2 separate regions of the Mus musculus genome follow, and region 1 is linked to region 2. Evidence: chromatin loops called from intact Hi-C (ENCODE). Cell type or tissue: heart. All regions are shown on one strand. Each heading gives the region's core, and the rest is flanking DNA. Links, peaks and the distances in the headings are about the cores only.

Evidence for each region. Peaks named below come from ENCODE experiments on the same cell type or tissue, not always from the same donor. Only the 100,000 strongest peaks of a DNase experiment are listed, where the experiment ranks them.
Region 1: it touches region 2 in a loop (2.0-fold over the local background); 4 of 42 quality-filtered maps call a loop at or near these places.

Annotation. Positions count from the first base shown.
Region 1 is chr19:53,188,397-53,192,782 of GRCm38, forward strand. All of the region lies in intron 1 of Add3 (adducin 3 (gamma)), which reads left to right. Among named protein-coding and RNA genes, the nearest start is that of Gm52402, 18 kb to the right of the region's middle. In heart, for the core only: no CTCF peak of the experiment used is centred there; DNase peaks (open chromatin) are centred at 1,545, 2,035 and 3,775; H3K27ac peaks cover 2,747 bases.
Region 2 is chr19:53,327,640-53,332,025 of GRCm38, forward strand. It overlaps Mxi1 (MAX interactor 1, dimerization protein), which reads left to right. Exons shown (of 6, transcript NM_001008542.3): 2 at 3,712-3,844. Among named protein-coding and RNA genes, the nearest start is that of Gm30541, 3.0 kb to the left of the region's middle. In heart, for the core only: CTCF peaks have their summits at 713 and 2,003; DNase peaks (open chromatin) are centred at 542, 1,852 and 2,542; H3K4me3 peaks cover 1,784 bases; H3K27ac peaks cover 2,150 bases.

The DNA of each region.
Region 1 (4,386 bases), core at 323-4,322, 140 kb before region 2:
TCTTCTTTTCCTCTGTAGTCTTTGTCGTCATTGCTTTCAAAGAGCCAAAACCTGCTTTGTTGTTGCACCTCAGGTTTGGCAACCTTGGCGATATAGTACAATCTTACTAGTCTAACTTTTGTCTGAAAATGGGGATGACAGCTAATCTCTACAATTAATAATTTGCAAAATATTGCTGTCTACCTTGGTAGGCTTGTTTTGTTATGGTCCAGAAAAAATGGCCTATTTTAAACATTGATCATCTTTCATTCATCCTTAACTTCCTCTTTTAGAATTGCTACATTTTAAAGCCTCTGAGTGGTTTGTGTTTGTTTTGTCTTGAGACAGGATTTTATTGTGTAGCTCTGGCTGACCTGAAACGTGCTACATAGACCAGGCTGTCTAACTCACAGAATCAACCTACCTCTTCCTCCTAAGTGCTTGACTAAAGGTGTTCATGTCATTATGTCCTGCCTACTTTTGAATCCTGGATTCTCTCTTTTAACAATTAGTAGTCTACCAGAGCATTACAGAAGCAAAGGGCATCAGTAGCATCCAGAGTATTTGTGCTAAGTGGCCCTGCCTTCAAGTTGCTCAGCATCAGATATGCCAGTGAGTGGAGAGGCGTGAATAGACGTAAGGAGTGCCATGCTGGACGTGAGCAGAGGGCGGTGAAGCTTGAGGCTTCTCACTGTAGAGTGGCTGCTGTCCTTTGCAACCCATCTTCACAGGATGAGTAAGTAAAACCTTTGTCTTCCCCAGATGGGAAATTAGAGGATGTAGCAGAGGTTTTATCAGACAGGAGTTTTAACTCACAAGCTCAGAGGGGTAACTTGTCTTCTAAGTTACCAAGGGTTGCCTTGTGGTATGGCCCCTCTTGAGAAGCAGAAACCCTGAGAAAAGTCAAAGCTTCTCCTGAGCCCACCCCCACCCCCACGCCCACCCCCACCCCCACCCCCACGCCCACCCCCACCCCCACCGTTCAGAAGCATCTCTGACTGGAGCCACTGACCGAAGACGGCTCTGTGAAGCTGACCCCTGCCTGGAGCTCACCGCTATCAGACGTTGGCTTGGGGTACCTTTTGAATTTTACTCCCTTAGCTAAGTCTCTTGTACAGTTTGTCCCCCAAACTGAGCTTTCTTTAATCAAGAGTCTAAATATAAAATAGGCCTATTGTAAAAATGGCCTATGATTTATTATTACCATATTATTATTATTATTATTACTATTACTACTACTACTACTACAGGTTTTATGGGGTGGTTTCAAAGATCAGAGAGTAACTTGTAGAAGTTGGTTCTCTCCTTCTGCCCTGGGGCCCTAGGAATCAAACCCAAGTCATGAGGCTGGATACCAAGCCCTCCACCGCAGAAACCTCTCACCTACCCACAGCCTGATTTTTTTATCCAATTCCACTGGTGGCACAGCCCTGCTTGCTTAACCTCTCTGGTTCCAGTCTCTGCTGTAGGGTTGTATGTGAGGCACACAACAGTCTCCCTTGTTTTGGTGGCACTCCTCTGATGGCATCCTGTGTTCTCATTTCTGTGCCAGGCCTGTCACTACACCCTGCTGTCTTCTGACGTCTCATCTTCTGCTGGCACCTGGCCTTCTCGCTGAGTGTTCCACCTTAGTTAGTTTTTACAATGAAATAGCAAAGATATAATTAGAATATGGCTCAACAGTTAAGAGCATGTCCTGCTCTTCCAGAAGACCTCAGTTTGGTTCCCAGCAACCAGATTGGGCTGTTCCAGTCTGCTGACGGCAACCATTCGTAACTCCAGCTCAGGAGATTTAGAAACCTGTCCTCCACAGGCACCTGCACACATGTGTACATACACACATACAAACACATACACATAAAAACAAAGTAATAGATATAAAATTAAAAATTATAGTAAGCTAATTACTGGAAACACATTTCTAGATTTCCTATCAAAGGCCTTCATGAAGAGTCTTGTTACTGTTAGGCCAGCCCATAGCCTGTCACAGTTTAGTCTGATAAGCAGCTTACGCAGATCCAGCTCTCCTTAGCCATCTTGTAGGTGGGGGAGTTCCTTCCCCTGGGTATTGTAAGCTAGGCTGAGCGTCCCACAGAGCTGGATCTTGCCAGACAAAGGTTTTCGCTAATGGTTATACCATACTTCTAGAGGTAATGTCACATGAGCAAAGATAATTCTCTTTCTCCCTGTATGTTTTCAATTAGATGACATTTACTGGGAAGGAAAAAGGCCTATTTTTGATAGTGTATTCTATTTTCAGTCTACCACATATTTAAAGTGCATTCATTTAACAAACAAAGCTCCAGGCTTCAGGACTTGAGTTGAGGCAATGTCTTTATTACGCTGGCTTGAGTTCTGGTACCAGACCCTGGTCAGGTTGCAGGGGCAGAATGAATGCCCCATGTATATTATGTTTGAGAGGGTACCGGGTTGGGCATACCTGAACTCTTACGAGCTGACCTGGAGTGGTAAACAACAGAAAGGTGAGTGCCCTTGATTAAGATTCAGTCAGAGAGCAGGGTTCTCATTTCATTAAAACAAACAAAACAAAAAAAAGCAAAAACAACAATAAAACTAAAATATATTTTAGTTTTTATGCCTCTTTTTCTTTTAACTTTCATAATAACTAGTCATAGCCATTTTATCTACTGAAAATTAATTTATTTTATACATGAAAATATAATATAGCAATGGTATGTTACAAGATTTAAATGACAAACCTTTAAGATAAAGTGAGAGTTGAAGGGCAGAGAGAGGGCATAGGCTTCTTTTCTTTTGAACTTTTGTCTTATGTGTGTTACTGGTTGCCTGCATGTGTGGCTGTGTGAGTGTTAGGTCTTGGAGTTACGGACAGTTGTGGACTGCCATGTGGGTGCTGGGAATTGAACCCAGGTCCTCTGAAAGACCAGCCGGTCCTCTTACACACTGAGCCATCTCTCCAACCCTGAGTGTAGGCTCCCTTTTGAGTTGTATGATCCCACACTGTGGTTGTTAAGCCCTCTGGCATTCAAGATGCTTTCACTAAAATTCACAAAGCTGATGAGCGGAAGGAAAGAAAGTCCCACTCCTTGACCATTACCCTAGAAGATTGGATCTGTAAATATGTTAATCTTTGAAATGACAGATATATGTGCATGTCAAATAATGTCTGAACTAACTAGAAAAACTTGCTTTACTGCGTGATTGTGGTATAAGTACCATTTCCTGAGAGCTTTTACATTGGACGTTTAGGAGTGTGTGTGTGTGTGTGTGTGTGTGTGTGTCTGTCTGTCTGTCTGTGTGTGTGTCTGTGTGTATGCAAGTAAGTATTAACCTTATTTAACTATGGGCCATGTGGGTTCCTAAGAATGTCACACCTTGTCTATGCCAGTAGATCAGTGTGTCTATTCTTGTCACTAAATCTGATGCCACTGCCGGATTTTCCTCTCTGTTGGAAGGGTAACACCCAGAAATGAGAATTCTTAAAATGTATTTCTTCTCTCTGTGATTGGGGTATTTTTGAGTTTTTAAAACTATGAAATAATAATGACAAGCCCCAAGAAAACAGAGTCTGGATTTCATTTTGTCTCCTGACTGGGATCCTAGGCACATTCCCGACACATCACAGGCAGCTCATGCCTCTGGATGGTCAGTATCAGTTTTCAGTCGTTGAAAGCCCCAAAAGGAAACAGACTGATTTTCCACGCACAAACAGCTGGGCAGCTGTGGATGGAATTAATTGCTGATATATATTGGCTGCTTTTTTCTTCTCCCGTCATTTCCTTTGCAGCTGTGAAAGTGAATTTTGACTTGGAAACAAACATTTCCAACAGTGTGAATCCAAAAGTATTAAGAGAAGATTCTTCTAGTAAGTAATAAAAGCTGGCACCTTGGGCTGTGCAGTCCTGGGTGATGTGATAAGGGACAGAGGTTGGTAGCAAGTGACTCACGATTACACAGATGGTGGGCAGTAACTAACCAGGGGCCTGCACTATGAAAGGAGGGTTGGAATGGTTACCGTTTCATGTCAGGGGTGACCTCATAATCCCAGAAAGGCTAAGGTAGTGAATATCCCCCTCCATAAGGTCCTTAAAGAGGGGGTTCCAGGCCACCTCTCAGAATAGTAAGATGTCCAGTATTCCGTAGTGATTTGTCCTTCCAATATGAGGGTATAACAGTTGTGGAGGGTAATAAGACATTGATCATTAAACATTTTCCTGGGTTTCTCTCAAAACCTTTTCTGTTGTTTGTTTTACATTATATGTAAATAATTCATGGCAACATAAAAAAACATGCTTTTAAAATATCTCTCTGATATTTTAATCAGAGAGACTTATTTAATTGTATGATTACAGAATGAAAAACTAACTTGAGCCTCTGAATGCATATGTGCAGAAAGTGGTATTTGTTCAAAACCAATTAAATAGT
Region 2 (4,386 bases), core at 102-4,101:
AACTGCCTATATGTGCCTCCTGAGTGCTGGCAGCCACCACACTTGGCAGAGTGAATGATAGAAAAGTGGGGAAAAGTGAAGAGACCAAACTTCTTTCTACCTCTATCTAGTAACGTCCTTTGCTGGGATGGCGGTGGTTGTTACCAGTACATAATGGGAAAACCCATATGGCCTAGCCAACAGCTAAAAAGCCTAGAAAAGTCCCCCACCCCTACTGTGGCCTGTGAATACTTACTTCTTCTTTTGGGTCTCCCTGAATTTGACGAACATCCATTTCTTAAATGTTGTGCCAACTGCAGTATTTAAAAGGGCTGGCAGAATTTCGTAGCCTGTGACCTCACTGGAGATAACTTCATTCGCCAATAACATGACCACAGGAAGGGGACATTGTCTCCTCACCAAGAGCTCTGTCACTTTGGACATCCCCCAGCAGATCAACAGGATCAGAGTGAGGCAGACTGTGGCTACTTTCCACAGCTCCCAGTTTGCTCCCTGGACAGGCAGCGCCTCCAGCCATCTTGTGTTTGCTTTCCCCCAGAAAGTTCTCAGCCAGCGGTGCTTTTGTGCCCCAGGGGATGTGTGGCAATATCTGGAGGTATTTTGGTTGTCATGCCCCAGGGTGGTGGTGCGAGACTGGCATCTAGTGGGTGGGGGGTAGGGGCGCTGCTGAGCATCCAACAATGTACAGGACAGAACCATCGGGTCCAAAGCATCGCTAGTGCCAAGGTTAAGACATCCGTTTGAAGCGGGGCATAGGAAGAGGGTGGTGACTGAGGGCAGTAAGTGGCTGCTTTTTAGTGTGCTTCCTGCTAGTTACTGTCCCTGATGTCAGTTACACTTCAGGAGAGGAGCCTGGGAGGAGCAACCCTCAGCGATGAGATTATTTCAGTTAGACTTCACAATAAAGCTTACTGAATATGTGTTTCCTGGGAACAAGTCTGGTTCAGTGCCTGGCACGTGTCTGGCCTTACCATGATGCATACGTGGAAGAGATAAATCCATCTTATATAGGAGGGGAAAAGAAGCTTGGAGTCCACATAGCCAGAGCTCCGGTTTGAACTGAAGTCAGTATGAATCCAGAACAAAATCTTTATGTCCTTTCCTTGTATCGTTAGAACAGGTTTTCAGTCTAAAAACACTAATGGTATAGTGGGGGAAGAATCAGTTCAAAAAGAAGAAGGGACTAGAAAAACCTTTTGTCAGTGTCAAGACTGAGGGAAAGAAGGACCGAATGGATGTACTCTCTGGCTCTCATTAAGTGATCTCATGTTTTTGAACAGCGATTTTATTTATTTATTTATTTATTTATTTATTTATTTATTTATTTATTTGCTTCTGTGGCCCTGCCCTTTGTAGTTGTTACTTTCTCCGATTTTATTTATTTATTTATTTATTTATTTACTTCTGTGGCCCTGCCCTTTGTAGTTGTTACTTTCTCCTCTTTTAGAGGGTGAGAGAACCGAGGCATTGAAGTTCCACAAGAAAGCAATAGAGAGAGGACTTTAGGCCCTGAGCGTCATTTAAGAAATGAGTGTCCTTGGGAGCAGACCCAAGTCTTTTCCTCAGAAGCAAAGTCATGTAAATTTTTAGTCTCCCCATCCTTGGAACCAGGAAAGGAAAGCCAAGGAAAGACTACATCTCCCGGAGGCCATCGCGGAGTCCACCATGCGCAGGCGTACTGAGGCGGCCCATGTCCCTCGGCACCCGACGTGCACTGGCGGGGGGGTGGGGGGGCGGGACTACATTTCCCAGGGGGCAGCGGAAGGGGCGGGCGGGGCGGGTCTTGCCGCTGCTCCGGTCCCTCCCCCGTGCTCGCGCGGAGAAGTAAACAAACCGCGCGCGGGCTGCAGGCGGCGCGGCGGGCGCGGCGGGCACGGCTAGGGCGGCGGAGAGCGCGCCGAGCCGGGGCCGAGCTGGCCCGCCCGCCCGCCGCACATGTCCGGAGTCGTCGTGGGACTGTAGCCGTCTGTGGCGCCTCCTGTCGGCCGGGGGCGGGAGCGCGGAGCCCATGGAGCGGGTGCGGATGATCAACGTGCAGCGCCTGCTGGAGGCCGCGGAGTTTTTGGAGCGCAGGGAGCGAGGTAACGGCTGGACGCCGTCGCTTCGACCGCCGCCTCGGGCTCCGCGCGTGGAGAGCGGCGTGACTGGCGCGGCTGGCGAGGGGAGGTGCGCGCGTGTGGTGTTGGAAGTGCGTGCACCGGTGAGGGTGAAGCGCGTCCCCGCGCGCGGCAAGAGGAGCACGCGCGCGCGTGGGGAGAAATGTGCGTGCGTGTGGGGTGCACGCGCGTGGAAGTCCGCGCGCGGTTGGAGAGGTGGGTGCGTCGGGACGGTGGGGGTTCTTGCTCAGGAGTGCAGGTGAGTTCCGGAGAGGAGGCGAGCAAGAAGCTCGCGAGCGAGGGCAGGCGTGTGTGTGAGTGTGTGCGCGCGTGTGTGTGCGTGCGTGTGTGTGTGCATGCATGAGGTGTGGGCGAGAGCTTAGGCAGAGGAGAGGGGGCCTTAGGGGAGGACCCGTGCGTGGCTCTGGGCTGCAAGGGAAGGACTCTCGAGTCGCGCAGGGGCGGCTGCTAAGCGGACCGGAGGAGAGGGCGGAGGGCGCTGGACCAAGAGCTCTTGCAACTTGAGACTGCACTGGAGACTGAAGGGGGTGGGCGCTGGGGAGGTGTGGGTGCAGGAGGCGGAGCCTGTGCGAGCCGGGGGAGGAGTAGGGTGGGAGTGATGCCCGCCGAAGAGCTGCGGGAGGGGCACAGTGCTATTGTGAGCGTCCGAAGTGCAGTGAGATGGGATTGCCTTGGAGGTGGAGGTGGAGGTGGAGGTGGGTGGAGGAATAGGGAGACTGAGGAAGGTATTGGAGCGTGAAGAGCCTAAATGTTTCTGTCAGGAGAGAGGAGGTCCTTCCCGAGAAGTTGTGATCGGAAGAGTTGGGGCACGCAAAAGTGTGGAGGCTACAGAGGCACCGAAGAGGTGACTGTAGTTAAACCAAGGGTTTTCTGTTTGTTTTGGTTGGTTGGTTTTGGTTTTCGGTACAAGGTTTCTCTGTGTAGTCTTGACTGTCCGAAACTTAGGACAGTCTGTAGACTAGGCTGGATTCGAACTCAGAGATTGACTGCCTCTGCCTCGGAGTGCAGGGATCAAAGGCGTGCACCACCACCACCACCTGGCTGGCTTGGTTTGTTTTGTTTTTAAGGCACGTGAAATCTTTTGGAGTGAATGGGTGGGGGTAACTGGTGTTTCTTCTGGCTTCCCAGAAAGCATGCATACATCTGGTGCACATATATACTTCTGAACACTTATGTACATGTAAGAAAAAAATGAGCCTTAAAGAATTCTTGGAGGAAAGGGATTTGGAGAGGAAGGAGAAATTTGCTTTAGAAGACTTTCAATATACTCTCTTGGCAGTGGGCTGGGTCTGGGGTATGTCACCAGATTAATGTTCAGACAGTGAATGGATTTTTTTTCCCCTTAGGGTAGGGTCTTGCCACACGTAACTCAGGCTGGCCCTGGACTTGGGATCTCATCTCAGCCTCCTGGGTGCTGGGATTAAAGGGATGGCTAAACAGCAGGATTTTATCTTCTAACCAGAGCTTAGGCACATTTTACCTTTTCTACTTTGAGGAAAAAAAAAGTGTCAGGACAAGAACTTTGGATCTGTGGGTCTGTGCATTTGGGTATGTATATTCTTCTTAAACCTTTTTCTTCTCTTACGGTTTTTAGAGTGTGAACATGGCTACGCCTCATCGTTCCCCTCCATGCCGAGCCCCCGGCTACAGCACTCGAAGCCCCCACGGAGGTTGAGCCGGGCACAGAAACACAGCAGTGGAAGCAGCAACACCAGCACTGCCAACAGGTAGGGAGAGGATGGCGGCGGTGGGGGTGGGGAGGTGGGCATTAGGGAGCAGGAATGGAGGGGCTCAGACTCTGGGCTAATCCTATACATCTGCATCTGTTTTCTCTCTAATGCCAACACCAGAGCACACCGCCCTGGCTCTGTATGCAGAAGGGGATGATATAATCCCACAGAGGAGATTGAAATCACAGTGTCCCTATCCCTAGAGGAGTGTGAGTGGGGACTTGGTGGCCTGCACCCATGCTCGCAGCCACAGGCTGAGAGGGACCTTGGGTTTTCATTTCTCTCCCCAAGTTTACGGCAGTCTGAGAAGAATTTTTTAAAAATTAGAAATGGCCCCAGCAAGATATAAGAGAAACAAGGGCTTTGTTAAAGAAATAAAAATACCTAAGTATGTTAATGGGCCTGGCCCGTTTGTTAAGGAGGAGGGGGAAGGACCATGCTGTAGAAGAACATTTGAGTCTTACTTAATGGAAAGTGATTGGTACGGAGGTTTTAGAGCAGAAAATAAAGAAGACTCCTATCCTCCCAGGGTGCATCGC